Regions from separate parts of the Mus musculus genome. Here regions 1, 2, 4, 5 and 6 are each linked to region 3. A link is a loop called in an ENCODE intact Hi-C map of the cell type or tissue named here. Cell type or tissue: heart. All regions are shown on one strand. Region 1 overlaps Synpo2 (synaptopodin 2). Region 2 holds the start of Usp53 (ubiquitin specific peptidase 53). Region 3 holds the start of Snhg8 (small nucleolar RNA host gene 8). Region 4 holds the start of 1810037I17Rik (RIKEN cDNA 1810037I17 gene). Region 5 holds the start of Mettl14 (methyltransferase like 14). Region 6 holds the start of Synpo2 (synaptopodin 2).

What was found. Hi-C counts contacts between places; a loop is a spot of excess contacts. Peaks named below come from ENCODE experiments on the same cell type or tissue, not always from the same donor. Only the 100,000 strongest peaks of a DNase experiment are listed, where the experiment ranks them.
Region 1: it touches region 3 in a loop (5-fold over the local background); 9 of 42 quality-filtered maps call a loop at or near these places.
Region 2: a loop joins it to region 3, with 4 times the contacts of the local background. A loop is called at or near these places in 7 of 42 quality-filtered maps.
Region 4: it touches region 3 in a loop (5-fold over the local background); 3 of 42 quality-filtered maps call a loop at or near these places.
Region 5: a loop joins it to region 3, with 6 times the contacts of the local background. A loop is called at or near these places in 23 of 42 quality-filtered maps.
Region 6: it touches region 3 in a loop (3-fold over the local background); 2 of 42 quality-filtered maps call a loop at or near these places.

Annotation. Positions count from the first base shown.
Region 1 is chr3:123,158,821-123,163,820 of GRCm38, reverse strand. All of the region lies in intron 1 of Synpo2 (synaptopodin 2), which reads left to right. Among named protein-coding and RNA genes, the nearest start is that of Synpo2, 75 kb to the left of the region's middle. In heart, CTCF peaks have their summits at 2,821 (motif pointing left) and 4,460 (motif pointing right); DNase peaks (open chromatin) are centred at 4,240 and 4,430; H3K27ac peaks cover 3,936 bases.
Region 2 is chr3:122,982,681-122,987,680 of GRCm38, reverse strand. Usp53 (ubiquitin specific peptidase 53) reads left to right here and starts at 3,234. Exons shown (of 16, transcript NM_133857.3): 1 at 3,234-3,399. In heart, no CTCF peak of the experiment used is centred here; DNase peaks (open chromatin) are centred at 3,010 and 3,280; H3K4me3 peaks cover 2,879 bases; H3K27ac peaks cover 3,472 bases.
Region 3 is chr3:123,503,786-123,508,785 of GRCm38, reverse strand. Prss12 (protease, serine 12 neurotrypsin (motopsin)) reads right to left here. Exons shown (of 11, transcript NM_008939.2): 10 at 3,228-3,508; 11 at 2,184-2,566. The coding sequence ends at 2,259. Snhg8 (small nucleolar RNA host gene 8) reads left to right here and starts at 450. Exons shown (of 1, transcript NR_028574.1): 1 at 450-1,234. Snora24 (small nucleolar RNA, H/ACA box 24) reads left to right here and starts at 720; the gene lies at 720-849. In heart, CTCF peaks have their summits at 665 and 1,875 (motif pointing right); a DNase peak (open chromatin) is centred at 275; H3K4me3 peaks cover 2,268 bases; H3K27ac peaks cover 1,863 bases.
Region 4 is chr3:122,921,003-122,926,002 of GRCm38, reverse strand. It overlaps 1810037I17Rik (RIKEN cDNA 1810037I17 gene), which reads right to left and starts at 1,606. Exons shown (of 2, transcript NM_024461.2): 1 at 1,347-1,606; 2 at 1-524. The coding sequence starts at 1,543. The coding sequence ends at 524. 4933405D12Rik (RIKEN cDNA 4933405D12 gene) reads left to right here and starts at 1,887. Exons shown (of 6, transcript NR_046036.1): 1 at 1,887-1,940. In heart, CTCF peaks have their summits at 1,192 and 1,935; a DNase peak (open chromatin) is centred at 1,782; H3K4me3 peaks cover 2,679 bases; H3K27ac peaks cover 2,449 bases.
Region 5 is chr3:123,382,981-123,387,980 of GRCm38, reverse strand. Mettl14 (methyltransferase like 14) reads left to right here and starts at 1,991. Exons shown (of 11, transcript NM_201638.2): 1 at 1,991-2,219; 2 at 4,297-4,385. The coding sequence starts at 2,154. In heart, no CTCF peak of the experiment used is centred here; a DNase peak (open chromatin) is centred at 1,990; H3K4me3 peaks cover 1,956 bases; H3K27ac peaks cover 1,303 bases.
Region 6 is chr3:123,231,712-123,236,711 of GRCm38, reverse strand. It overlaps Synpo2 (synaptopodin 2), which reads left to right and starts at 563. Exons shown (of 5, transcript NM_080451.2): 1 at 563-809. The coding sequence starts at 705. In heart, a CTCF peak has its summit at 2,025; DNase peaks (open chromatin) are centred at 521 and 2,391; H3K4me3 peaks cover 2,673 bases; H3K27ac peaks cover 2,120 bases.

The DNA of each region.
Region 1 (5,000 bases), 340 kb after region 3:
TAGATCGATGCGGTTCTTGGCATTCTTGAAGCCAGTGGCAGAGTAGGTCCTTTCATACAAAGCTCGGAGTTATTTACAGAGAGAATGGTAGTATTTAAGGAATTGGTCTTTAAAAGAGGAGCATCTGGCCCCTTCTTAGCCAGTTACTGCGGCATAGTAATCACGCATCCTCACTTAGCATTGAGTGGTTTGCAGAGCTTAACCTGGTGACTTAATACACTCACATCACAAGTGGATATTGTGAAATATTGATATTTCATTTCAGAAAACAACAATGTAGGTGGTCCAGCTTCACTGTAGAGCCCTCTGATATCCCAGCTGATGTGGCTGGCTAATTCATTCCTCCTGTCCTCTGTATTGATCTCTGCTGTTTGCCCTGTGCTCTGGGAAGGACAGCCCTGAGGAATGATGTTCACTGCGCTTCCCTAAACCCTTGCAGCTGACTGAGTCTGCAGTCCCTGAGCCAGGCTTTTCCAGACCAGTGCCTCCCCTTCACTGTGTGAGGGCCTGGAGTCTGACCATGCTGGCTTTACACGTCCCACTCAATACCTTATGCTCAGGACCCAGTCCTTGTTCGGATTCCCTCACAAGCCCTTGGGTTGAGGTTTGGTGGCTTCTCTGGCCGACCAGACCATCTGAGGCTATTTGTAGAGCACCGTTGACTTCTGAGGAAAAGGGCTATAAAATACCATCTGATCTCAGCTGTCCAGGGAGGGTCTATGTTTTCCCTCATGGCTCTGGCACTTCTCTGGATAATTTCCTCAGCTATTAACCATGTCCTTAAGGCATCATAAAACATGTAGCATTTTATTTAAAGTTTATAATAGCAGAGCCTGTACAGCTGTTACCCCCTTTGAATTTAAACAACCCTTAAACTGCAATGCTAAAAACTACAGTCAACTTAAACCCTCAGTGTGTCTGTGTACCCGTAGCATCTTAGAAAGTGGAAATGCATTGTATGAAAAAGATAAGTGGCAAACCGATATCCCTCCCCTTCTAGTGGGAAAAAGGTAACAGTCAATGAATTAACTTGTAAATAAGATAGCACCATGTTCCCGGTGTTGGCTTTGGATCTTTGAGCATTCCCTTGTTTGGACTTGGAGGAATTCTCTGAGATTTCAGTCTGGGCTTGGAGGAAAAAAATCTCTCTGGGGTTTCAGCCTGGCTAAAAGAAGCTAGAACAAAGCAGGCCAGCTACAGAAAATGAAGCCAAGAGGTCCCATTGGGGGCCTAATGTGTGTTCTTTAAAGAAGAAAGAATTTGCTCCTGGGGTCAGGAGATTGTCAGGAAGCCCTTGAAGTTGCTAATGCTGATCAGACCTGCTGGGGGCCAGACAGATGAGCCAGTCCAGAGGCAAGGGCTCTGGCATTGCCGATCTCCCAGTCTCCTTTTCTCCCAGAGGTCACTGTCAAACCAGAAGCTCCTGACAGGGTTTGCAGTATACAGGGTTATATCAACACCTCTAACTCAGTGGGGAAAGGGAGGGGTGCATTCGCCAGGCTTTGCAAAGGTCTGAGTGTATTTTCAGTCCTTTTTAGTAAAATCCCTTCCTGGGGTATTCTAGGAAAGAAGGGAGCTAACTTTGTGAGGGTTTGCAAGCCTCATGGGGAGCAGGGTCCCCTACCTACTTTGGGGGACAGAGTGGAAGAGAAAATGGGATGACAGACCCACCCTTGTGGTGGTGTTTTGTTTCGGTGGTGTTAATGTTCTTCTTTGGTTTGCTTTTTGAGACAAGGTCTTACTATGAATTCATGCTGGCATCGAACACATCGTGGTGCCCAGGCTGGCATCAAACTCTGATCCTCCCTCCTCAGGCGCCCAAGTGCTGGGATTATAGACACATACTACCACACTTGGGTCTTGGGGTCGCACTTTTGAAGTACCTGGCTTATACTGACCTGATATGAATAGGGTTTTTTTGTTTTGTTTTGTTTTAATTTTGAAATGTAAGCTAGCAAAATGGTGCAGTCATTTAGTGCAAGGATTGCAACCGGAGTTCAAGCTCTGTAGTCCACGTAAAGGTGGGAGAAGAAAACCAACTCCTGAAAGCTGTCCTCTGATCGCTACAGGCACATCGAGGGACAGCTATGCGCATGCGCAACCGCTACAGCATACTTGCAGACCTCCCCTTTCTAAGTGGGATATGAACTTTCGCAGAGGCAAGGCCAGGCAAGGTCAGACAATTCTGATCACTCCTGGATCTTCCAGGAGAGGGAAGAATTCCTCAACCATTCAACTGTGACAAAACATTAGATTTATGAATCAAACCGCTAGCAATTTGAATTATGTTATGGCAAAGTACACATATACATATACACATACCTAAGTCTCTGTAGGACAAGAAGAGTGAGGCTGTCAGTGTTTAAAGATATCTTGGCCTCTGCAGGTTCCTGATCCCAGTGACCTATCCAGGTCAGTTAAAGGGGGAGTAGGGTGGGCATAGACTTGTTGGCCTAAGATAGCCTCCCGAAACTCTTAAAATCTTTACTAACTAAATGTAACATGTGTTCCTGGTAGATTAGGAACATTTTAGACCAAGTTCCCAGTGCAGCATTTTTCTCTTAAGTATTTTTTATTATTACATATTACATTGAACTATATCTACACGTCTCTTAACATGCTACATAGATAATTCACTGTACTTTGAAAACTCTGTAAGGCTCCCCCAATACATTTGAGACTAAAAAGGAGGCGTGTTTCTGATCTTTTACATGTATAGTGTTGATTTTAAAATAGAAAACAGTTTGTAAGAAAAGAAATTTCTTTCCAGGTTATAATGAACGCCTAACATTGTCAATTAACAGTGCTTGTACTGCCTCCTGGTGGCCAGAAGGGAACACTGCATTTTAAAAGCTGAGACAGCACAAACTAGGGAGAGCCGCCTATTTATGGATATTACTGGTATTAATAGAGTATCACAAAGATTATTCTGTCCGGTGTGAGGAATCCCCACAGTAAAGTATCCAGGATCTTAAGATAAATAAGCACAATGGACTTGTGGATTTAGATTTTCTGCAATCTGAGAGTTTAAGTGATGGGTGTTCTTTCTACAAGGTCATTGGTATGCTAGCATGGCTCCTGACTTAAAAGCTGATTATAAGGACTTGGAAAAAAAGCCATCCATTTTTAAAACCTGAAAAAAGGTTGAAATGTCAACAAAAATTACCTTACATGAAAAAAATTACCTTACCTGCTTCTTTAGAAGTTAGATCAGTATGTGTGTGTGTGTGTGTGTGTGTGTGTGTGTGTGAGAGAGAGAGAGAGAGAGAGAGAGAGAGAGAGAGAGAGAGAGAGATGGGAAGTGTAAATATCTGATATGTGACCCAAGAGGTTTAGAACCACCACTGCCCTAGGCGTTTTTGTTTAATAATGATAGTAAATATTAATAGCCTTCGGAGCAGTTCACGTGTAGTTTGCACACATCCATCTAGCAAAGGCTTCGCTTGAAATGCATCTTGCTCCAGGATTGTTGATGGCTTTCTTCTTCTTACCAGTTACCTAGTGCGTGCTTTTCAGTGCATAGAAACATTGGGAGTAAACCACGTCTCCTTCACGGTGACCTTGAAATTTCGTGCCAGCATTGTGTTCCTGTGATGCTAAGGATCAGACTCGAGGCCTTGTATATGTGACATAAATGCTCTGCCACTGAGCTATACCCCAATACAGGAAAAGAAGCTCCCAGAGTGTTCCCCTACAGAACAGTCAGGAGCCCAAAAGCTTGACTGCTTCTGACCAGGGTCTGTGATACATTTACTAGTGACCAATAGCCTCACAGTCCTCAATACTTACTTGAACATGAGAATAAATTGTATTCCTTTTCATCTGGGCCCTCTGTGCCACGACGGGCTGCCGGGCTATTCCGATGCCCTGTCTTAACTTCTGTGAAGAGAAGAGCTCAGCAGACGCCTTCGCCTGCTCTTCCACTAATTGCATGGCCTCCTTTCTCAACAAGGAGAAAGAGGAAACCCGAGAGGAAGCTGATTACAGGCATCAGAAGTCCTTGACTGAGGCCAGTTACAAGAAGTCCCACAGAGCTTCATCAGAGGGCAAGTCCCTGGTGACCCTCCTCCGAGAGCAACCATGTGGATTCCTGGCCGGAGCTTCCAAGAGTTGTGACCACTTGGGAGAATTTATTGTGTTCTCTGAGTTCATAATTACAGAGCACCATGTCATGAATTCTTGTGAGGTCCCCTGAGGATTCCTTAATGGCATAATGAAGTCAAGCCAGTTATATCCCACGTCCTAGACCTTGCAGTCACATAACAGGAGGGATTGCTCCAAACTGCAAAACCAGCTGCTGTCATTGCTGTCGGCCATTTTGCCCCTATACTTCTTGGAGCCGTGTTCAGAGCTTCTTGGTCCTGGTGTAAGTAAAGTGCCTTGACTTGGCACAATAGAGTTCTCTGGTTTAGGACCTAACAAATTGGAAACCCAGTTTGCATCCAAACAAACTGTGAGTTGCTCTTACGTGTGACCACTTGAGGGCAGCACCGTCTTAGGAGCTCACAATCCAGCCAAAGTAGGAGCTACCCAGGGAGGTTTATATACTGCTGGAATTCTGGGACTAAACTGTAAGCGATTAGAAGACACTTCTGACATATCAGCTCTAATTCAGATGCGGAGATTTTTATTTATTTAACTGTAGTCTATAGATTTTTATATAAGATAAAATTGAGGCAGGCATGAGAGGTAAGCCAATTGTATGCCAAGAGATTTATTTATTCTGTGAATTAAAGTGTTAGTTTTAAAAACAGGTCCAGTATACAAGAAATAAAAGCACTAAATTAAAATATACCCCACAATTAAGCCTGAGACACCAGGAGTGTGTTCCCAAGTCCTTACACACATCTTGGGACACTGGATTCTTCACAGATGATAGATTCCCACTATGGCCTCATCAGGTAGGAAAGAAGGCCCGCTTGCTTTTTTCTCCTCATATTTTGAGGTAACTTTAGTATAAGCCTGAAGCAAGTAGGAAGGCAGGAGGAAGAGAGAGATGA
Region 2 (5,000 bases), 520 kb after region 3:
TCACAACCAAAATTTTCAATTAACCACTGCCACGTGTCCCACAGGAGAGAAATATACAGAAAATAAAGTCAAATGTCCTAGTTGAGATGTACACAGGAATAAAGAATGTAAAATCCAGGCTGGTAGGAGATACCAAGATATTGTTAGATAAGTAAAGAGATCATTCTTTACTTGTAGATCATTTTTTGTTTGTAGGCATTGGCAAGAATTTTGGATTTTAGTTCATATAAATGATAAACCATTGAACAATTTTAAGTTGGGAACTAACATGAATATACTCTGAAGGATTTAATATCCTGAGAATAAATGAGACCTTATAATTTACAGTAAGGCATATTATCGTTTAAACTTGGTTGAGGAAGGGCAGCAAGAGAGTTCCATAGGTAAAGGCACTTGCTGCCAAGCCCGACGGCCCAAGTTCCATCCCTGGGACACACATGGAAGGAGAAAACCGACTTCTAGACTTCTACAAGTTCCCCTCTCACCTCCACGCGCGTGGTATACAGCACGTGTGCACACTACACAGATAAACAAATGGAAGTAATCGTTTAAATCCCTGTAAAGTGAGAGGAAACACTGACGAACTAGGAGGAACGTCATGGAAAGGATTATGTCACAGAAACCGAGATATACATGGAGGAACTGGTTTTGACTAGAGTGTTCTAAGGCTCATCCCTGAGTCATGGTCTGAAAAATCTCTTCTTACTTAGCTTTAGTTTCCTCTCTAACTCTTGGTCACACTCCAAACTAATCATGCCATTCAAGAACCTACAAGGGCCCCCATTACACCAAGCCCACGCTAGCCTTATTTTACTTTGAACAGGCACATGTCTTCCTTCACACATCCCCAGTAGCTCTAATTTTTGCCTAAACAGTTTTATCAATTCTAACAAACAAAATCAACTACAACTTTTCATCCCATTCACTAAACATGTATTTGTTAAACACTGGTGCCAGATACTTAATGGTTGGGAGCCTTTTGCTGCTTCTCTGAAGCAGAGAAAAATCTGCCTTTTAGGCAGGGTCAAGGCAGGTCAGGTCTGTTGGCAGATTTCCTGGCCTGCTGAGGCATGGAAAGATAAGAGGAGATACACTTGAAGTTCAAGGCGAGAGGCTGAAGATTCTATTGACCTAGGTGGGAGGAATAGGGAGGGTTTTGGATGGGAACAGCAAATTGTTTGTTAGCTTGTGGCTTTGCTTCCCAAGGTACTGGTATAAAAAGGCTATGAGACATACACTCCCTGCTGGTGTGATAATAACCAGCAGCCCTCCCATATCTGTCTCTTGCATCTTTTCCCGATCTTTCCTATAATCCGCCTCACTCCCCAAAGGACTGTTTTGATTTCATAGCAGCCAGACTCAACTATGCCCTAGAACTTCAGTGAAAAAAAAAAAGATAGTTCTTGCTCTCTAGGGCTTAGTTAATATGCAATTGCTTGTCAGACCTCCTCATGAATGTTTTTATAGGTAAAAGACTTCGCCTAACATCTAATTTTGCCTCAATCTCTTAGCTGCTTTTTCTCCTTGTTGCATTTCACAGTACCCCACCCCATCAGCCATGACTTACCACACCTAGCTATAATGACTTCCAGGAACTACTGGATCCCCGCTCCTCTGGACAGAAAGTTGCTACTCCTACCAGTCCTCAGAGGCAGGAATTTAGCCACAGGGTAGTACATTCCTCAGTCTGAGTTATCAGAAAGAGGTATGCTGGTACTAGGAAGTGCTGGGCTTCACCTAGATGATCTAGTGTATTCTCTGACACACCAAAGCTACTCCCTTGTAGGAACCCTTAACCAATGTGGTGAAGATGGTTCCTTCATAATTTAGGTCTGCTCACCCAGGGACTGTTTGAATCTAACCCCCAACATTCACCTCACATCGAGGAACAGTAATTCTGAGTTAATACAACCACACTGTGACCTTCCTAACTACCATTTTTTTTTTTTCCTGGGGGAACAAGGCGTTCAGATCTTGTTACGTCAAGAGTAGGACATTAACATAACTAAACCTGGACTGCTTGTTCCTTGGTCTATTTTTAAGACATATTTAAGGCACTCATGTAAAATACATCCGAGAATACACAATATAGCTGAAGGGGAAAGAGGTGACAGAAGATATATTAAACAACACCTCAAAACAGAGTGCACCCGAGAGGAAACAGTATGGTGCCAATTCTTTACATTTCTAAGAGCTGGTTTCTCCGGCTCCTTCCCGTCGAGGTTTTAATGTTAATGTTGAGGACGGCGTCTATGGCTTCATGTTACTTCTTTTATGTGGTACATAATAAATTCTCACTGATCCCGGGTCAAACACAATAACCTCACTGCATGTCACCCACCAACCTGCAGGGTCTCCCTCATGCGATTTCTTCAGGTAAACTGGAGTCCCCTTTGAGTTTATCTAAGTCAACTTTTATGACTCACGCCAGCTTTGGAAATGTCTTCCAAACCTACATCTACCTTTTTGAGTCATCTTAATCATCAGCCAGGTTTTTTTTTCCCCCCTTTGTTTTGTTTTTCCTTTTAATTATCATCCCAAATAAAAGTTTCCCAGACAAAGGCTAGTCTGGTTCGCAGCAGCAGCAGCTTGCAACTCAAAACCTGCTCCACATCGCGGAGAGGATGCTGCCAAAATTTCTGACAAATACTAACTGGGTCAGCGCGGTTATGAAGACGTTCGTTTTATTAGTGGTCACGAAAGCCCCACTTAGGGAAAATACATTCGCGCCAAAGGACACCATTCAACTGCAAACAGACCGTACCGACTCCCTAAGGGGACCGCCGGGGTGCCGACCCAGCAATGGCTGAAACCCACAGAACCCCGGCTCAGATCCCCGCGCATCCGCACTCAGGCTGCAAAGCCGCCAACCAAGGCGGACGACGGCGGGACGCCCGCGTCTGCCGTGGAAATCCGCCGCAGTCCCCAGCCCACCACGCAGCCGCTCGCCGATCCGCCACGTCCCGTCTCACAGCCCGCCCCGCGCGCCACCCCCGCGTCGGGGCAGAAGCCCGAGCCCTGCTCTCGCGGGATCTCGCGCCTCACACAAGCCCTCGGAAAGGGAGCATCACCCGCGGGAAAGCCGGGAACTCACGTGCGGGGGCGGGGCGGGGCGGGGCGAGACGAGGAGGCGGGCCCGGCGCAAGGGGGCGGGGCGTCCTGACGCGGGGGAAGGCGGGGTCCAGAGACCTGTTGATCGCAGGTGTCACTGCCCAGACCGGCCCCTGGGTCTTGGGCGTGCGCGCATGCTCTGCGCGGGTCTGGCGGCTGAAAGCGGCGGTGTGGCCGTCTGTCCCTGTGCGTGTCGCTTTGCCTGTCACGACGTTGTGGGTGTCGGCGCGAGGCGGAGCCGGGCCAGTGGGACTGGAAGGGCTACGGCGCCGGGAGGTAGAGCTTGGGGTGAGTCGCGGGAGCCCCCGCTGGGCAGAGGGCGGAGGACTCTCGGTCCCCACGGCCTGGCCCCGCTCGGGCGCGCTAACCCGGGTGGCCGCAGGCTGAGGGCGGGATTGGGCCGGGTCGGGATGCGCTGGCCAGGCTCCTGCGGTTCCCGGTGCAGCCCCACAGCTGCCGGAGCACTGAGCCTTCACCAGGGCTCCAGCGTGATTGGCGTTCCTCCTTGGCGGAGCAGACTGGATTGGATGTGATAGAATCTTGGCTTGGTTGGTTTCTCAGTAGCTGGACAGACGGACGGAGTTAATGTTTAGCTTCTAAACGGCGGTTTACGGTACAATTACCAAACTACTCGCCGGCGGCGCGGGGGAACAGGAAGTGCCTGCGCAGGTGTAACCGGGAGGATGTGAAGCCCTGCAATCTGAGCCTGTTTTGAGGTTTTGTTATTCTCCTGGGGTTTGTTTTCTCCGTGCAGATCCCGATAAATGCTTGCAAAAACGTACTGCACGTCCTTATCTGCTTGCGGTCTTCCATAGCTGGAAACATATTCTTTCCTCCAAATATATTTTCAAGGCTACTTTTGAGGTACATGGGCAGTAAACCTAAGTTCTCTGTGGTGAGCCCTGGAGCTTGTTTAAGACCAGGCACGCTGATTTTCACCTTTAAAAGGTGGAGCCAGTGCTGACACGAAGTTATGATAGAATGGATTGGTGACATTGATAACTTGTCAGTTTTATTTTCTGTTGTTTTCAATTCTGTGTCGATGATGGTCGAGGCAGAGATCCCTCATCCTATTCTGTTAAAGAAAAAAGGAAAAAAAAAATAGTGAAGAAAGGGTCTTCAAAAGTAATGTGTGATTTATCTGCTATTGTCAGAAGAATTCCTAATAGATTTTCTGCGGGCAAGAGTTGTATGGAAAATAAGGTTTTTGACTTATCTTTTAGAGACTTTTAAAGTGAGCTCCTTTGGACAACTTGCTATAAACTTACAGAAGTGATTTGTTTAGTTTGTAAATCGAATCAATGTATTAAGTATTTTTCCCAAAGGATAAAAAACAAGAGACCCTCCAAACAAGCCTTTTCCTTAGGATTTTTTTTTTTATTTATAAAGTTGTCTATCGAACTCATGATACGTGGCACTAACAGTTTATTACTTTAAAGGCGTCACTTTTTTTTTTTAAATAAAAGTGCCATTTTAGTGGTAGGACACATTTTCTACTTATTCTTGCCCTTTAGTAAGAAAGCACCCCCCCCCACACACACACACAATGCCCTTACAGTTTCACTATGTGCTCTGATTCAAAATATTTCTTATATTGTTTAATTTCAGAAGTTTATTTTCACTATGTAGTGTCGAAAAATGCAGTTTTGGTGTACAGTGGCTTAGAAGTTTGTTTTAACAGAATAAAGTTTAAAAATGACAAGAAATCTGATCTATTTTAAGGGGTGATGTGCACTTTTAGATGCTAACTTCATTAGACACCAGCTCCATTATGTTGGAAGTCTGTAGTTGTAGAAGGAATGAATCAAGGACTTTGCTTGACTCTACAACTTTCTGAAAACTCGTCTTCTCTCCGTACAGTGGTCGTTGAAGTTAGCTGGCAAAGGTGA
Region 3 (5,000 bases):
AAAAGTGAGATCAGATCAAAAGGGCAAGCGGAAGGGCGCAAGCGGAACCATCAACCCCGATGGGGGCAGAGGAGCCGCCAACAGCTCTCGGGGACAAAGGGCCGGCGCCATAGGAAGTGATGCCGGGGGAGGCGGCAACGAAGGGACCTTAGACTTTGGGTCCCAGAGAAGAACGCAGCCAAGAAGAGAAAACGCGCGCACCGCCAGAGCTTCAGCCACGAGACTTCTGACACCGCGAGAACTGTGGTTTCAGCTCGGCTTTTCCCCGCCCACCTCCACAGCCCGCCCATTCCTGTGACGCACGCATCGAATCCGGGCCGCCTGTACACCAATCAAAGTGACGAGGCGCGGGAGAGCTCGGAATGGGCGGGAAAGCCCCGCCCCTCGCGCGCAGGCTCTTGGGAGAGCGTCACCCGGGCTATAAAAGCGTGCGCGCACCGTTCAGAAGTCTCTTTGGCTGCGATCCGCCTACGAGTATGTAGTTGTATGGTGGGGATGATATCTTGGGCCTTATTTGTGAGTGGCCGAGATGCGGGAGACACAAGGTGGCTATGGTGCTGGCCGAAAGCCATCAACTCTGCAAGAGCGCCGTGAAGGTTAGCGCGACGACCACCATGTAAAGCCGATACGGTGTTGGGCGGCGTGACGCAAGTTCGCCACCGCTGGGTCGGATGGTGAGTGACACCTCTGGGGTTACACTAGATTTTTGGGCTGTGAAACTCCATGTATCTTTGGGACCTGCCGCCTGTGGCAGTCTCCCTTCCTAGCCATGGAAGAGCATGTTCTTGTTATTGGCAAAGCTGTCACCATTTCATTGGTACCAGATTCTGACTTGAGCAAGTGACATTCTAAGATTGTAAGAGTCTACACGACGCTAGAAAAATGGACTTCAGTTTTCTAAACTAGTATTGAAATATTTCTAGGAAACGCCGGGACCCGTTGCTGTTGAACAGTGGAGGAAGTGTTAAGGTAAGATTCATTTTTGTGGTGTTTTCGCGGTTCTGGGTAGTGAGTGGGCCTTTACTGTTAGGGTGAAGTTTGCTCTTGTGCTGACATTAACATAAGTAAACAGCCCGTAGTATAGTCACGGATATTCTGTAATGGGCCTTTTTTTTTTTCTTGCAGGTACTGTAGTGGTTGAGATCGTCTCTGGTCAACTTACAGGGAATCTTCGCTTTTAATTTTTGAAAATTGAATATTTTATATTAAATAAAAGATGTTTGGTGTGTAATAAGACTGTGTCCTGTTTCTGGAGGTTGTGTGAATTAAGAGTTAACGATACAGGAGACATTTGCGCAGGAAATAACTGGGTTAACTAGGCTTCCAAAGAAGATAGGTTTGATTGTTACAAAGGTGCAAGATAAATGTTGGCTTGGAACATGAGTGATTAATAAGCCACAGACGGTTGCCCTTAATGAAAAGTATCTTTTGCTTGCTGCTCTCCAAGCCTTCTAGTGTGTGCCATTCAACTTCAAATCTCCAGAAGCCAAGTATGTAACACCAGCTAGGGGGTGTGTTGTGACAGGTGCTGAGGGGATACTTGTGACCTTAGAGGCTTTTGTGTCTGGGATTTGAGGTACTGAGACTCACACTCAAGAGTATGATAGGCCTTATTTAGGGAAGCTTAGGAACCAGGGGGTGATTCCTCTGCACAGAGATTATTGGGATCCAAATTCCCACCAGATGTCTCTGGGCCTTCATTCCTATTTAAAAAGGGCTGCTGTAAGGTCATGGTTCCACAAGTGGTCAGTAATTTGTATGGCCTCTTAACTGCTTGCCATTTCATGTGTTAGGCTTTCTGGTACATAAGGAGAGCCTCTTTAAAACATTTGTCAGGTTAGTCTCAGGAGATCTGAACTTACTTGAAGGTACCAGTAGATGGCGTACTTTTTCATGGTTCAAAAGGCAGAATTCAAGTTTGACATCTGCCTACTGTTCTAGAGAAATGATTTTGATAGTGAAGATTTGAACTTAAGAAAATGATGTGCTGGTCTTAGTGTAGGTAAGATCAAAAAGGTTAAATGTGGGCACCTAATCAAGGTTCCTAGCCCAAATTTTGTAGATTTAAAAATTAAAACTAAGATTTGCTAGAATTTCACCTTACATAAAAATTGTAATAGGCAAGGATAAGACCTGTACCCCTGAACTACTGGGTTCTCTCAAATTCAAAGGAATCGCAGGCTTGTCATTTCTGGCATGGTGCCAAGTATGAAGACTGAATGGTTACTGTTTTACTATTTTCTTGAGCTTTCCATAAGTTACAGACTGGTGACACTTTTTATCCAAGGTACAAAGGCGGGGACTCTGGTATAAACTCCAGGAGTGTCTTTGACTCCACATCCATACCCCCAGGAAGTCACCCCATACACAACCCAGGACTCATCAGGCTTTTCACACATGAGTGGTCCTCCACTGTCTCCCTGGCAGCTGTCCACACGGTTGTCTTCTTGGAGGTTCCCAGCACAGAGCATTCTCCCAGTAAATAGTCCCTTGTACCTCTCTTTACAAAACCTCTTGGGTAACAGAGGCACAGCAGCTTGTTGTAGAGTTCTTGAGTAGGCACGACCTGCTCAGACCAAAAGAAGGCTGGCGTTAGTCAATGGGATTTCAGCTAATGATCACATTTAGCAGTTTAGTAGTCTTATAATGCCTTCAAAGGCATTTCAAAATGGCTGTTAACTTAGAAGTAGCTATGGTGCTAGCTGTGTAGCAGAAGGCTCTAGTATTGGATGTTTCAGAATTAAACTGCGTACAGTTTCACATACAAACATGACGTGTCATTTATCTAGTCAGGTCATTTGTGGAAAAACATAAGTGTACACCTAGCAATTGAATTCCATCAGCTAGTGCTAAAATTTGGAATTAGAACCAACAGTGTAGGAAACCAACAGTCCAGGGTGTGAATCTAGGTAGGCTGTGTGTATACATTTCACACTTGGCAGACTTCAAGCATCTAAGCTTAAGCCCACCTAAGGCCGTGATTCTCAATCCTAATGTTGCGATCCTTTAATACAGTTCCTCCCATGGTGGTGACCCCCAACCATAAAATTATTTTTATTGTTACCTCATAACGAATTTTGCTACTGTTATAACTGTGTTTCCCAATGGTCTTAGGTGACCCACCAATGGAGAACCACTGATCTAAGGTCATACCATTGCACATCCTAACATGAACAGACCAAATGCTGTCAAGTTTTCTTCGATTGTTTCTTTGTTTTTATAATTACCTGTGTCTCCCCATCCTGTTATGTGACAGTTGGAGGCTGTTTTCTGTGGCCTCTCTCTCCATAGAGGTAAACAGGCTGGCAAAACGTGGGTGCTTAGTCTGGCACATTGCTCCCCTGGTCCTTGCAATCTAACCAGGGCAATGTCATAGTCGCTTCTGTCTGGCCTGTAGTTCCTGTGAATCACAATCTGTTGAACCCCTATTTCTTGTTCAAACTCCTCTGGTACCAGAGTATGATAATCCCCAACTCGAACTGCATAGCTCCTCGAGTTGTTTCCGTACCTGAAGGGAGAGAGCCAAATGTGAGGCTTTTTTTTCAGGTATTGAAAAATCAATGATCAACAGCTAGGAATGTTAAACTATAACAAGTCAATCTTGTTTCAAATCCTGTCCTTTAGCAAACTTAGCCATCTTACCATTTCTCTTCCTTCAAGCTCACTGTCCCCTCCTGGAAGCCCATTGTTCGCACGTCTTCTGATTTCACTATATGTCTAGATAACTATTTTCTGAGGCAGTAAATGTGGAGAGTGAGTGGAAATTACCGACAAAGCGTCAGCATGGCAATGCTTACCAAACAGGAACACGGTATAGCACGCCACCACTGTTCTGATTTGCCGTGTTCATTTTGCTGCATGGAGTCATAAACATGGCTAACCCTCCTCTGTCCCTGAGCTAGTGCAGCCCATCTTATCCCTAGAAAGAAGCATCAATTATTACCCACTGAGAGTCAAATGCAAGCAAGCTATGTCAGCATATGCTCACCATATGTTCTTTACTTAGATGTCACCTCCGTGAAGCCCCCCTCATGTTTATATTGCAACCACCTAGTCTTAGCATGCCTAATCTATTATAATTCACCTTTTTTTTTGCATTCTTTATCGGTCTTAAACATTATTTAGTTTACTATTTAATTGCCTTGTGCAATTAACAAATATTTCTAAGGTGGCCTAGGTCCCCAAGTGAGACTTCTGGACCCAGAATACACTAGCCAACCTCTACCTGGTTACCTCTTCCGCAGAAGGTTACAGCTGTTTGGCCACTGGCCCTGACCTCCACTTACAGCAAGAACCGGGCTGTACATGCCCCCAGGTATGCAATAATATAAAATCAAGCATTTTGTGGTAGTTTTAAGTTGGTTTAAATTTGTACTAATTCTTTGGTGGGAATATACATTTGCCACGTACTAAAGATGAAAGCAAGTTTGCATACTGATGGAATGGATGTGATCTTATTTTTACATAAAGAATAAAGTCTTAGGTGATCTCAGAACATCTTCAACACCTTTCAGAGTTGATCCGAGTTTTATTTTATTTTGTACTGTTATTTTAAGACAGGCTCTCATTCTGTAGGCAGTTCAGTGTGTGTAGGCTCAGACTTGCACCAGCACTTCTGCCTCCACCTACACAGAGCTGATATTCCAGGCATGCATGCACCACGCACACAATCGCTGTCGTTCAAAACAGTCTTTTTTGCCTGCCAAACGCTAACCCTGCCTTTTATCAACCATCCACATATCTCGTGCTGGCATCCAACTTCTGGGGAGCAATTTTTAATGTTAATTTATTTTAATGTTAAAAACCCTTCCTCCCCTTTTCTGAGAAGAGGAGGAAGGGTAGATGGAGTGAAGAGAAGGTGGGAGGAACGACTGGGAGGAGAAGAGGGAGGGGAAGCTGCCATCCACATGTAAAGTAAATAAATGATTAACTTTTTAAAACCTCCCTTATTCATTTTTTTCCATAATAAACATGAAAGTCCCACTGTTCCCAAAACATCC
Region 4 (5,000 bases), 580 kb after region 3:
TTATAAGGGAGAAGAACACCCCCTCTGAGTATTTTAGACAGTTCTCATATACTGAATAGCACTAAAACCAACAGTAAAGAATTTCTAATCACCCAGGTCTTAAGATGACAAGGAACAGCTTCCAAAATGTTTCTAGTAGCTGCTTTGGGACTGTGGCCTTTCTGAGTAAGTGCTACCTATTCAACTCTAGATAATTATTTTATAATAGCATAGTTTTAAAACAATATTTGAGAAAGTAAGCTTCACAAAGATAACTTTTTTTTTTTACATACATTTATTTCCCATAAGTACTTAAGTTACAGACATTATTAAAAATATATATTATCTATCATTTAGCTACAATCATTACTTCAACCATGAAAAACAGGTTTTAAACATATGATAGTACTTTAGTGAGGTCAAGGGCTGAAGAAAAGGTTAGATAGAGGTGCCGAAGTCAGCTGCTGGAGTCCTCTTCATTCAAGAGTCTATAGTCGTTTTCAAGATTCACTCCAGAAGCCCCATTCTTGACTCAGCAAACCGGTCTGTAAAAACCAAATACTTGTTTCCTTCATCTGCTTATTTTGACATTTAGTGGGACGCTGAACATAGATACTGCTAGCCTATCCCTACATAATTTACACTATTGATAAGGAAAACTAAAGGCCTACATTATTAAGTCATGAATTTTCTACCCAGAGGTGAAAATGAGATCATTAAAAATAACTAAATAATAAATCACTGTTCTTGAAATGTCTATACCAAAATGACTTAACGAGTTTTTATCAAAAAACTGTTTATCTTTTCAAACCCCCCCCCCATTCTCTGCCTTCTAATTTGCCACAAAACCGAAAAAATGAGAGCCAAAGAAACCCAAGATACTCCATTCTTTGACAGATGTAGGACTGGGGATACTCTGGAAGATAATACGCGTTTATCTGCATAAGTTATGGACAAGTTAAGTTTACAAGGCTTGCTTTGGGCTAAGCATTTTAAGCAGGCGCACAACACTCAAATCACTTTAGATATAATCACATTTAACCTGTCATGCTCTATTTTTTATTACTTACGATATTTATTTACTTTTATTTTTATTAGTTTTTAGTAATTATTTTTTATTATTTACGATAGATCTAATTATGGGTATAGGTTTCTAACACTTAACAGTTCGTTTGTGGTGATGAAACAGACAAATATGGGAAGTCAAGTTTTCTCCACACTCCTCTTGCCACTGGGGTGTCAAGGAAATCCATTTTCGCTCTTCCAACTCCGCCATCTCTAGCTGCCGTCCCTCCCTCCCTCTCCGAGAAGACTGAAGCAGCCGCCAGCTTCCTAAGCTCTTCAACTCTGCAACTCAGGATACTCACCAGGGCAAGAGGTACACGAAGACGAACAAGGCCAGGTCGAAAAGGATGAAGAGCCAGAGATCCAGCCAGTAGGAGTGTTTCGGAAGCCCGTTCATCCCGGACTGAGGTGCCTCATCTTGGTTCCTCCTTCCAGCTTCGAACGAGCCCCTCCGTTCCCGGACACCGTCGGTACCAGACGCCGCCTGGCTCACCTCCATCTCCGCGTCGTTTCACTTCCGCGCAACTGAGACCAAACCTGAAGACCGCTTCGCGCCCAGTCTAGCAACCAATTCCGGGTAACCCCGCCAATCGACTAGGCGCCCCGCCCCCGCCGCCGCGCCCCGCCCCGCCCCCGCGTCCCCGCCTTCCGGACTGCGCAGGCGTCCTCCCTTTCTAGGAATTCGCCTTCTTCGGCATTCCCGGGAACGCGCAGACTCCGCTGGGCCGGCTGCTCTTGGCGCAGGCGCTCTGTTCCACCACCCCTCCTCGCCCCCCGAACTTGGCGAAGGTGTCTGCCCCGCCTCCCCGACCGCACGCATGCGCTCTGTGCCCCGCCCCGTTGCTTCCTGGTGGGGTGTCCCCTTGCGGTGTTCAGAGGTGGTTTCTAAGGTGCAGGTGAGCTCTCTCACGTAGCTCAAACGCTGCCTTGCAGGGTGCATTACTGGTTCTCCCGGTTTCTGGGATGAAAACTGTCTCAACTCCTTTTCTCTGAGATGATGCCAGAACTTCAGGAACCGCCTCAAAGGATTCCAGCCTTGCCCACCCACAAAAGTAGTCTTTTTATAAACATGAGCGTGTGGGGGGATGTTTTTCTTTCTTCCTCCCTTCTTCCTTCCTTCCTTCCTTCCTTCCTTCCTTCCTTCCTTTCCTTCCTTCCTTCCTTCCTTCCTTCCTTCCCTTCCTTCCTTCCTTCCTCCCTCCCTCCCTCCCTCCCTCCCTCCCTCTCTCTCTTTCTTTCTTTCTTCCTTCCTTTTAAAAAACTAGATCGTGAGATTCTCTGATAATAACTTTGGAGACGACAACATTGTGTGACAATGTAAAAAGGTTGGCAGACCCCGTAGAATCATCTCTCCAATACACGTAAACTTTTTGGTTTCTTACATGTTTGGGAAGTGTGTACAGTTTGAGAACTTTGGATGATTTTGTACAGACTTGAGCGATTTGCTCATAATTTTTGAAACAGTTTTGATGAGGTGGACGTTGTAAGGGTCCATGATTCGCTGAAGAATGATACTCCAGACTCAAGTAGTTTGTAAACACACAGAGTGTTTTATTTTGTCGAAGTCCAGCATGCTGGAGTCTCCCATTACCAAGTATGCTCGCTGCACATTGGGGGAATTCTCGGATAGATGGGCTTTGTCTTACTCTTATCTCGGGCATTCCAGAAGCATAACCTTGGTGTGGTGGCTAGAAACTTGCCTGAGGAATCCTGGGGTAGGTGGCCTTATCTACTCTCTCTTAAGGACATTCTGAAACTATTGCCTGGGTGTGAGGGCTGAAAACCCATTGTCCTTGCTTCAGGCCAGGTTGGGTTTTTTTTTTTTGGGGGGGGGGGGGTCGTTTCTGATGGTAGGGCACTTTCTGACTAGCTGCCTGAAGCCTAGGATTTTAGGCCTAATCCCAGGAACTGCCAATTAGAAGTCTGTCATGGAATTAGCCTGTCTCAATTACAGTCACGAATTTTCAGAAGGCTCAGATAAGGTAAAGCGTGGAATTTACATAGGTATTTCATGGGAGTATTTTAATAAGCCACTCAACTCTATGTCAGAATATCCTGTAACCATTAGATAAAAACCTGTTGGAGTCTACTAACTTAGCAGCCCACTAACTTATACCAACCAAGTAGCCCTGATAGCATCGTGGGCTTACAGAAGAGCTTTCTCCTTTCCTAAATCAGCCTTTCTAAAGTACCCACCAGTGTATTTTGGGCTTGCCTTGTTTTATTACTTTCTTGGTTCTGTGAAGCAATTTTAAAAACTTCACGAAACTGTTTCCATGTGGGAATATGGAATTGGGTAACAGATATAGATCTGTGTCCCCATGGCCATTCAGGGTGGCTCCTGAATAAACTGTCTCTTTCTTTTAAGATGAGAGCTGTAGTTTTTGCATGGACAATACGAAAGTTGGTTATGGATTTAGAAAATTAGGGAACAAAAATAACAAATTATCTAAGGTTACTAAAATAACCAAAAAGTGAACTTTAATTTCAATATCTTAATGCTATTGTTGTGTCAGCTAGCTAACTGGGCTTCAGTTCACTAGTAGGTCATACAGACAAAGATAGCATGCAGCTGTAAAGAAGAACACTGTATCCTTTGCCTTGCAGGTTGCAAGAATGAGAGCCATTTCCTGGGGATTAATCAGATTGTGTGTTAAGGTTCAAAGCTCTCCACACAAACCACTTAGACTCCAGTCTCAGTTAAGCAAGAATAGTTTATTGAACACACACCCCGAAGACTGATTGATCAGGGTTGAAGCCTCCGCTCGGGAGCTAAGACTGGACCTTGAACATACAAGGGCCAGCTTATAATGGAAAAAGAAAAACAGTAAACACATACACAGCATGGCAGGGAGGTTGGCTCTGACTCGGGCTCTTTTGGCTGTCTAGACAGAACCGTTCTGACTGACCTTTGTTCTGGTTCGTCCTAAGCTTTGTTCTGATTGGAGCTTATGATTGTAGAATTTCTTAAGATTTCAAAAAAAAATCTTAAGAAAATACAGAACGTTGCATGGTATGTGGGCAGCATGACCCTGCTCTGAGCTATGCTATTTTTCTGCATCAATAACTGGCAGGCATGGGACAAAAAGGCTAGGGCTATGCTGGGGGAGCAGGCTTCAGCAGCTTGCTGTAGACAGATTTCTCTCCCTTTGTGGGTTAGAAGTTCCCTGCATCGAATTAACATTGAGTGTTTACAATACTTAAGAAAAATAAATGGAACTGTTGATTCTTTCAGAGGTAGATCATATGTCCACTGGCAAGGTAAGACCACTTTCTAATTATTGAAATAGGACTGAGAAAACTTGAATTTATTAAAATGGAAGTAGCCTGACATCAGGGGAAAAAAAAGACTCTGAAATGTTTCCAAGTACCCCTGGTCCTGAGTTGCGTTTCCTGCCTGTGGAGGTGTTGGTTTCCTTGATCTATCCAGGGAGGATAGGGCATGCCTGGGCGCTAAGTGAGTGGTACCCGTGTGGAAGCATTGTTTCTGTGGGGATAGTAATTACTGCAGATAGACAGGGGCATTTATGTTGAATTCAGTTGACGGATCCTGCACTTCAGACTTAACTGGCCTGCTTCTTGAGTACTCCTCATAATAGCAATGAATGTAGAGTGTGTTGCTAAAGGAATGCTGTGCCACTTGGTTAAAAGCTTAGTAAGACGAGGACTGGCTTAGCTGGTAAAGACATTTGCTGCCAAGTTTGAGGCCCTGCATTCAACCCCCATGACTCCCAAGGTGGAAGGAGAGAACTGATTCCCACATGTCCTCCCTTGCACGAGCATGCATGGGCATGTGTGCATGCCTGCATGTGTGTGTACACACACAATAATAATTAATAATAACTCAAGAATAGTCCTGTTCTGAAATCAAGGTATATTGTCGCGTATGACTTTTGCATTTCCCCAGCCCCCTCAGACCTTAGGACCTCTCCATTTCTGTGTGTTGGATTGTTTCA
Region 5 (5,000 bases), 120 kb after region 3:
GTTCTAAGTATACAATATCTAAGGTATACAATATCTAAGGTATGCAATAGGCAGCTGGATATACAGGTTTGGAGATACCATTCCTCAGGGGCTTGGAGGCAACAGTGCAAATTGTGTGAATCATCAGTCTTTTAAACAAACTGCCTACAAATGGAATTGCTTCCCTAAAGAGTCTGAGTTACATATGGGCTTTGTTTTCATCTCCCTCTTATCCCACTCGCACACACTTGTGATCCTTACCCTGAGATGAACGGATGTACAAACAGGCATGTCAGAATCTACAGGTGTACTGATGCAGTCTAATTTTTTAAAACTTCAGTGGTGGGGAGATTTTAAAAGTCATATCCCTTTGTAAAAAATCCAACAATTCTCTGATGGATCTCATTGACTTCATAAATACTGTGAGATAGTGTGGATCCACTGGTTTTCAGCCCCACTTCATGCAGGAGATCCCAGTTCACATAGTTATTTTAAATGGAGAACATGTATTGGAATAACAGCCTAGAGCTGATGGGACAGAAGGAAGGAGCCGGCATGTTCATATATTTTTTGATCTTTGAGCCTTCATAGACTCCAGAGCTCAGCACAGTACTTGCTATAAGAAATGCTCAGTGAATAAACATCTAGTCCCGGCAGTCATAATTATCAAATAATATAGCTAAGTCTGAAAGAGATATACCTTAACACTATATAGTCAAAATAATTTACAGAAGACTTTTTGAAAATTAACGTTTTTGTCATATAATTCTACTATTATGCAAGGAATTTTTGCTTGATTGTTGTTTTTGAGATGGGGTTTCTCTGTGTAGGTCTGGCTGCCCTGAAATTTGCTCTGTAGACCAGGCTGGCCTCGAACTCAGAGAACTGCCGGCCTCTGTCTCTCGGGTGCTGGAATTAAAGGCATTCGCTACCGCTGCCCGCTCTGTTTGTGTGTTGTTATGAATGACAGGGTTTCACTACGTAACTACCGCTGTTTGCTTGCATTTATTTATTTATTTATTTATTTATTTATTTATTTATATGAATGAATGAATGAATGACAGGGTTTCATTACATAGCCTAGCGCTGCCCGCTCTGTTTGTGTGTTTATGAATGACAGGGTTTCACTACGTAACTACCGCTATGTTTGCTTGCATTTATTTATTTATTTATTTATTTATTTATTTATTTATTTACTACGTAACTACCGCTATGTTTGCTTGCATTTATTTATTTATTTATTTATTTACTACGTAACTACCGCTATGTTTGCTTGCATTTATTTATTTATTTATTTATTTATTTATTTATTTATTTATATAAATGAATGAATGACAGGGTTTCAGCGCTGCCCGCTCTGTTTGTGTGTTTATGAATGACAGGGTTTCACTACGTAACTACCGCTATGTTTGCTTGCATTTATTTATTTATTTGTTTGTTTATTTATTTATATAAATGAGTGAATGACAGGGTTTCATTACATAGCCTAGGCTCCAAACTCCTGGGTCCTCCTGCCTCAGCCCCCCAAGACCCTCTTTCTCTGTTCTTATTTATTTATTTATTTATTTATATAAATAAATGAGTGAATGACAGGGTTTCATTACATAGCCTAGGCTCCAAACTCCTGGGTCCTCCTGCCTCAGCCCCCCAAGACCCTCTTTCTCTGTTCTTTTACAAAAGCTCGCTAACTTGCCAAGGTTACTGAGCGGCGATCCAGTCCTTCACAAGCCGGTCAGTATTGCAGTGAAAGAAACCCACAAGCATCCCTCAAATATTAAAAAGCCAGGACTGGCAGGCGGACAATTGGTTAACGGGAAAAAGAAAAACTTCTTTTATGAGCAGGAAAAACAAAAAACAAAAAAACCGAGCCTAACCCTTCAGGAAAGACTTTAAGCACTAAGAAGATAGCCAAAAGCGGCTCCTCGCCCTCAACCACCACTACATCCCCATTGGGTCTCGTCGTGTGACATCATATCTTCGGCGTCCTGGAGGCGGGACTTCCTGTTCAGGCATAGCCTGTTTCAGGCGCGCCGGAAACTTCCTCCTGAGGGACGTGAAAGTCTCCGGGTCAGAATCTCTGCGGGGCGGGACCCGGTGTTTCCTGGTTTGGCAGGTGGATTTGCATTTTGGCGGGCGCGGAGTCTGTCGGGGTGGTGAGCAGCCGAAGCTGGGGCATGGATAGCCGCCTGCAGGAGATCCGGGAGCGGCAGAAGTTACGGCGGCAGCTCCTAGCTCAGCAGGTGTGCGGCGGGTGGGAGGGAGCATTAGTGCGCGTGCGCGGCCGCCTCTTTTAAAAAAAATTTTTTTTTTTTTTTTTTTTTTTTTTTTTTGGTGAACTCTCACATCAGCATCTGTCAAGGTCTTTGTCCCGGGACTTTTATTCCCTAGTCTACTCGAGTGCCTGTCAGAGTCATTACGTAGAAAACCAACCGCTGCCAGGCTTGGGCTTTCTGTCCCCACCGTGGCGGGCACGGACTTGAGTGGTGGGGGTAGACTTGGGAATTGTCGATGAGTGCAGTGCTAGTAGTTGCTACAAGAGCAAGTGGCAGTTTTAGCCCTTACATTTCACCGTCACTGTTGAAGCAGTGTTTCATGTCTTGCCTTTCTCCCGCGTCAGCTTCAGATTCTTTATTTTTTTTAAGATTAGTTTTTATTTTAAATTATGTGGGGTTTGTCTCTCTGTGTGTATATATATATGTGCACGTGAGCACAGCGCCAGAGGTGTTGGATCTTTCTGGAGCTGGAACTACAGGTAGTTGTGAGCCTCCTGGTGTGGGTGCTTGGGACTTGAACTCAGGTCCTTTGGAAGAGCAGTGCATGTTCTTAATCTTTTCTTGATATTGGTTTTGAAGGAAGTTTGATTATTTTCTTGAGATCCTGTCGAAAGACTCATTGGAAGCCACCTAAGTTAGAGCAAATTTTAGATTCTGCACTTAGAACACAGTCTACCTTCAACCAAACGTTTGAATCCTTACTTGGTAATTTATTAGAGACAGGAGGTGTTACGTTCACTAGTACATTAGGACTAGGTTTCCAAATTTTAACGTTTTTCCCTAGCCAGCCCTCACCAGAGAATTCTCTAAGATTCCTCTCTCTAGAGATTACTTTTCAAACCTTTCGCTTTCATTGAAGCTAGTGAATGAAGATGTGAGTGCTTGCCGTTTAGTAGACCATTCATGCAGGGAATACATACTACAAGTTGTTTTACTTAAAAATCTCAGGCTGTTTTCATTACACCATACAAATCAATATAAGTAATGGAGGGAAATGCTCAAAGCTTGAGTGAGTAAATTTTAGATTTCCAATGAGTCTTTCTCGCCAGGATCTCAAGAAAATAATACAAACTTCCTTCGACACCAGTCTCGAGAATGTGAAGGTGGGCTAGAGAGAGAGGTGGCTCAGTGGTTAAGGTAGAGCGCTGTCATTTCTCATTGCTAAATCTTGGGTTCCTCAAAGAACTTTCTGAAGGAATGACTCGTATTCTGAGATGAGAATTACAAATAGAGAATCAGACAATGCTCTAACTATCGGAAGTGAGTGTTCTGTCCTCTGACCAAGAAGTCGAGAAGATTTTTCTGGAGGAGGTGAACCTGATGAGCATTTCATTATTGGAAGAGAGTTTTCACTGAAGAAATGAGGGCGGCCATGTGAAGTGGTGCAGAGTATTTTGTTGTTTATGCCGCTAACTGGCAGCACTGATATTTTGAATACCTGCTTGCTCTGGGGCTAAAGCGACCACTAACTGCAGATTTTCTTATGCCGTGTTTGTACCTAATACTGCAGCGTTCCTCCTGTGTCCTCAGTCTGACTTGGAAGGTTTTCTGTGAATCGGCTCTATTCAGCTCAGCCTTTGTCTACATTTATTGCATTCGACAGAATTCCTCCAGCGGCCACTTACAGTTGACATTACTGGGTTTAAGCTGTTAGTAGATTTTATTAAAAGCTTAGCTTTAATGAAGCTGAGTGCATCTCTGTGAGAGCAGGAGATACATGTAGTACATAAAGTGGTTCACATGAAGGGCTTTGCTTTCTGTGTTACTGCTTCTGATGCCAACTTGTATTTCATTCACCATTGGCGACAGGGAATCATCCTAATTTCAAATTTAACCAAATGCGTAAAATACTTTCCGTCTGACAAAGTCATTCTTAATTAAAATGATTTTCTTACCATTCACTTAGAGTTGATCTTGCAAGCCTATTGATAGTGTGCTAAGGGTGGTGTTGCTTTTATAAAATACTTGATTTGTTGAAATTAGCAACACATTTTGGGCGTGTGAACAATGCGTTGTGACCTAACTTTGGGTTCTTGCTTCCTAGTTGGGAGCTGAGAGTGCGGATAGCATTGGTGCTGTGTTAAATAGCAAAGATGAACAGAGGGAGATTGCTGAAACCAGAGAAACCTGCAGGTATGCGGAGTAACCTTGCTAGTGTGTGTTCATGGTGGGAAAGGATCATTTGTTTCAGTTTCTGTTGTGACTTATGGGGGAGCTTCGGGGGAATGAGACAGTCATGCTATGTAGCCCATGTTGGCCTCAAACTTGGAGCACCTCTGCCTGAACCTCTTGAGAACTGAAATCTCCCATAAAGGGTTGATTTTTAATAAGCAATTGTAGATTGAGTGTGTTCTTAAGAAAACTGAAAATGGAAATTTCGGAAACAGTTTTAATGTCAGGTTGAAATTATGAAATATTTTCTGAAAACACTGGGCTCCTATTTATAAAGTGGGTGGAAGTGAAGTGTTACACTAAGAATTAGCTTACATATCATAAATAATGTCGAATCATAATTTTAAGAAAATATACTTCAAAAGTAGTATTTATCTGATAATTCAAAAAACATTTCATAATTTTAATTTTCTAGATTACCAGTTGTATCAGTTTAGCTAGTATAAAATATATGTAAACTAGTATAAATGATACATAGTTTCAGAGTTTCTTTCATAATACAGTCTTCATACTTGCTTATTTCCTCACTTGTCTGCTTGCTTATAAATAAAGCTACAGATTATTGCCTCTGACTCT
Region 6 (5,000 bases), 270 kb after region 3:
TAAACCTTGCGATAGAAAGTTATTAGGAGATAGTTTACTGTGGAAGGCCCTCCTTCTCCTCCTCTAAACATATGTTAGTTCAGAAAAGCACAATTTCAGAAAACATTTTCAAAAATGCTCTTGTTTTATTCCCCCCACCCCTTAAAGGGTTGCTTTCTTCGGGCAGCAGGTAGAACAGCAACGAAACTTGTTTTATCTTTTCTTTCTCATTCATCAATGTGGCAAACATAGAAGTGTTTCTTTGAGAAAGTCTAACTCTCTAGTAATGAGAGAGCTTACGTTTTAGCTGCTTACTTGTGGAGGTTAAAACTCCCACAGCCCGGCTACTATTTATAGAATAATTAAATCTCGGTTCTATTCAGGTGCTGGCACGGAATCTGCTAAAGCAAGAGCAATGTTGTCCTCCCCGCTCTCCATTGGCCCCATTCTGTCCCAAACAGGGATTTTTCTTTTAGTGCGAGGCTCTGTCCTTTTAGCTGAAAAGTGGGCCGAGCAAAGAGCGTGACGCAAGAGAGGGCGGTACAGGTGCTGGGAGGGCGGTGGGGAGGCTCGGCCTCCGCGCACTTTCCCCGCAGCCGGCAGCGGGGCAGCCTTGCGTCCTGCACCCTCTGCACCACCAGCCCAGCTTAAGACGCGTCCTCTCCTGCACCGCGGCTTCCCCTGGCTTTCTCAAGCTCTTGATGCTGCCCAACTGAAAGGAGAAGATGGGCACCGGAGATTTCATCTGCATTTCCATGACTGGAGGGGCGCCCTGGGGGTTCAGACTGCAAGGAGGCAAGGAGGAGCAGCAGCCTTTGCAAGTTGCAAAGGTAGGAGGACCGAGAGAGGCTGTTGGATGCGGGGAAGGTGGGGAGGGGGATGAAAACAACCTGTTGATGGTCTTTCAGGTCATTTGCTTGTCTTCTGCGCTGTTGGTAAACTTATCGAGAATGTGGCTTTAAAAAAAAATTTTTGTGGGAAAATGTATACCATATGTCATATAATTAGCTATCAATCAACGGAGGGAATGCTAATCCTATCATGTGAAATACAGGCTGGTTAATTATCATCTGACAGCCAGCAACCTTAAGCTGCTTCCATAGCATTCTCTCCTTCATGTGTTGCTGGACTCTCCACAGAGGAGACAGGCCTCAGCTCCCCGTAACCACTGGGCATGGACATTTGGTGGGCTCTAACAAATAATTGGTAGTGACATTTATTGTGCAACAGGCGTAAAAGGACCAGTTTGGGGCAATAATCTTTAAGGTATAAAGAACTGTCATGAGATCTGTTTAAGAGACTAGCCTTTTAAGGATTTAAAGAACTGTATATTCCATTGACTATACTCATGTGGCTAAGAGCTCAAGATAGTCATAGATACTTTATTATTTTTTAAAAAATTTATTTTATTAAAATATAATTACATTATTTCCCTCCACTCTTTTTCCTTCCTCCAACTCTGCCTATGTACCCTCCTTCCCCAATTTCTGGATTCTTCTTTAATGTTTAAATATGTAAGTATGTATTTATGTATGTATGTATGGGTACATATATATGTATATATATATGCATAAACTATATAAGTACAGCCTGCTGAGTCTCGTCAGTGTATTCACAGATTCTTTACAATGCATTAATTACAGCTTTCTGGTGCACCTAATAGCTATTTAATACGTTGTTTATCTTTGTCACATTAGATTGATTTTCAGTTTAGCATAATACCCATAATCTCATTTAGATTCGAACTGGCATTCAGCTAAAATGAAGTTAGAAAGCAAGAAAGTAAAAAACTTTTCATCAAATGTTAACATGGAACTGTAGAATTCTGTGCCAGTATTGGAAGGCATCAAAGGTTACTTTCTTGTTGCATAGCTATAGCTAAAATGAATCTAGGCCTCTATGAAGCCCATGGGTCACCGCCTTTGTAGCTATATTCTTTTTTCCCTTTCATAAATGTTCCCTGTGAAGACCGACGTTTCTTTGAAAATTTCTGCTCTCGAGCATCTATTGGAACATTCTTTCTTTGGTAGTTGAATCCTGCCACCTAGTGAGAGGTGCAGAAATGGAAGTTGTGAGCACAGAACTGGAAGATGAAAGCCACTTAGATCTAGAAAGTTCCTCAGACGTCCCAGGTCTTTTAGTTCTTTTGGGACATGGTGTCCTCACCTCGAGCTCCTGTTTGGGAGGGCAGAGAGATGAAAGGATTGGAAGGGAGCTCTGCTGGAATCCTTTAGGAGCCAGGAACCAACAGCAGATAAAACGTGAATGCCAGATTCAGCACATTGCACGGCCTAGGAGACGAAGGCAGATTTGCTCAGTCGTAGCTGGTTGGTTGGCTCCCTGTCAGCCGAGATTTGGGTTCTACTTGCAGTTCGGCCTGAGGCTCGTCAATCACCAGCCCTGACTCAGTTGCCATGGAAGAGGAGATGTTGCCTGGGATAGGGAAAGAGAAACTCCAGGAAGAAACCGTTGCTCACTCACTCACTAGTCCTAACAGCATGTGCTTCAGGGTCCCCCGCCCGCTGACTGCAGTGTGGGGACAGGGGTGGCTGAGAGCTGTGGTTCTGCACAGGATTTGCCATGGCCAAGCCGGGAAGGCACAGTGGATGGTGGGTTTCTTCTGAGTTCTCTGATGCACTGGCTAGTTTAACTCTGTGAAGCCAGTTGCTGAGGGAAGGGTCCTGTGGGCCATCTTCCATCAATCTCTCAATCACCAGGCTGTGTGAGGGTCAAGAAAGAACACTGAGCGGACATTCCTCAGAAATCATCTTTCCTAAAATATCCAGGCAGTATGTTGATGGCTTTAGAGGATTGTTACGAAAGCAACTAGGTCTTCACTCTAATGATCTAATTTGTCAGAGGCTGGGGATGTAGGTCAATGGCAGAACCTGTAGGAGGTTCTGAGTTCATTCCCCAACACTCCTCCACACCACATTGTATAATTTCCTAGTTTATTTAGGGTCAATTTTAAAATGCTATCGTGAAACCTTTGAATGTTTGCTTAATTTGTGGTTTTGTGGGTACTCCACACCCTACCATCTGCTTTTTCCTCGTATGTTAATGGGTTGTAAAATGAGTTAAATGAGGTATAAACCTCAGATAACCATGACTGTGTCTTTCCCCAGACCGTGTTCATCATTGGTTCAAACTTATTATATTTGATTTTTTTTATATTTATCATACTTGTTTTAGAAAGCTAGAAAGCTTAAGTCACTAACTCAACTCAGTGGGCAAACCTTCAGGAAAGGCTCTTCACAAGGTGAAGTGAATGTCCGTTGCCTGTAGCCTGTCTTTCTCATGATGGCTGAGTGACCTCCAAGTAGGAGAGAGTAAGTAAAGGAGCTGAAAGCTAAGTGGAAGAAGATAGCTCGCAAGCTAAATAAAGAATATGCACACAAAACCCATGGGAAGAAGAGGCAGGGGTATCAAGGCAGTCATCCACATCTGCATAGTGAGTTCTAGGCCAGCTTAGGCTACATGACATCCTCTCTGAACAAAATCCATACAAGTAATTAATTTTAGAGTTAAAAAGTAGGAGCGTTTGTATAAGATGGAAAATTTAATTACAGCGAGTACTTGTATCATGCCCTTTAGCTTGTAATAAAATATTTAAACATCTAGGTTATTTTATAATCCTATGTAGAAATCCTAACTGGCTGAAATAGTAGTATAAAATTCAGCATCATTAAGATTAGGAATTTAATTACTTTTTAATTCCCAGGAAATATCTTTCTAGTAAAAAAATTAGTTACTTATGAGAGATGCACAAGTATTTTTTAACATTTGCCTGGTATACTGAACAGTATACGAACCCTAAAAAAGAGAAGAATTTTAGTGAACGTTTTCATTGACATTTAAACTGAAAAACTTAAAGTCCAAGTAACTGGTATTTTTCTCTACATCTGTAATGCAAAGCAAGCCTTTGTAACACACACTCAAAGGATACTCTTCAGGAAAGCAGATTCTTAACTCATCCCTGGAGCACGTTTATCTAGACAGAAGACCCCGTTGTATGTGTGTTTGCAAATTTCCTCATGAAAAACGATGTCGGTGTCTTCACATTATCAAACTCTCTTTGGGGACATGTGCTTACATGGCCAGGTCCCTGGCAGTCTCTTGGCAAACCCCTTGGAGAAATCTCTCTATAAAGACTTGGAGAAAGTTTTCTTTTACAAGCTAACCTTACAATTAAAAACTGACTTACATTTTAAAGGTAATGAGCAAATAGATGGGTCAGACTAAATATAAATTAAGGTGATCCACCACAGAAGTTTGTTTTAAAAAAAATAATCTTGGGCTGGTGAGATGGCTCAGCGGGTAAGAGCACTGACTGCTCTTCCAAAGGCCCTGAGTTCAAATCCCAGCAACCACATGGTGGCTCACAACCATCTGCAATGATATCCGATGCTCCGATGCCCTCTTCTGGTGTGTCTGAAGACAGCTACAGTGTACCTACATATAACAATAAATAAATCTTTAAAAAAAAAATAATAATCTTATGGCCTGTTTCTTGTCCTGAGTTAGTGACTTTGAGGTTGACCCTGGCATCCAGATTGCTTAACATTCCAAGGGGAATTTTGATATGTAAGTGAAACACAAACCCTGCTGAAGAGAGCTGAGATCACCCATGCCCGCTAAGACCTGACGAGAGCCTGGTGTGTCCTGTGAGCTCTTCCACATTCATCCTGTCTCAGAGTAATAAGGGGAGGACCAGGGAAAGGCTAAGAGCTGTGTTTGAGTCCCTGGCCTTGTGAGCAGGTCATGATTACAAATAGAGGATTTCTCCTTCCAATGTCAAGATAAGTGATCCACTGGAACAAGAAGCCCCACAGTGACCAAGCTAAATGCTGGGACTCCCTGAAAGATGGGACAGTGCACATTTGTTCCCATTTGATTTTGTCAGTTGGTGTGATAGAATGAGAATGGCTCCCATCGGCTCATGTGTTTAAGTACCTATTCACCAGGGAACAGGACTGTTGAGAAGGATTAGAAGGATTAGGGGGGCGTGGCCTTATTGGAGG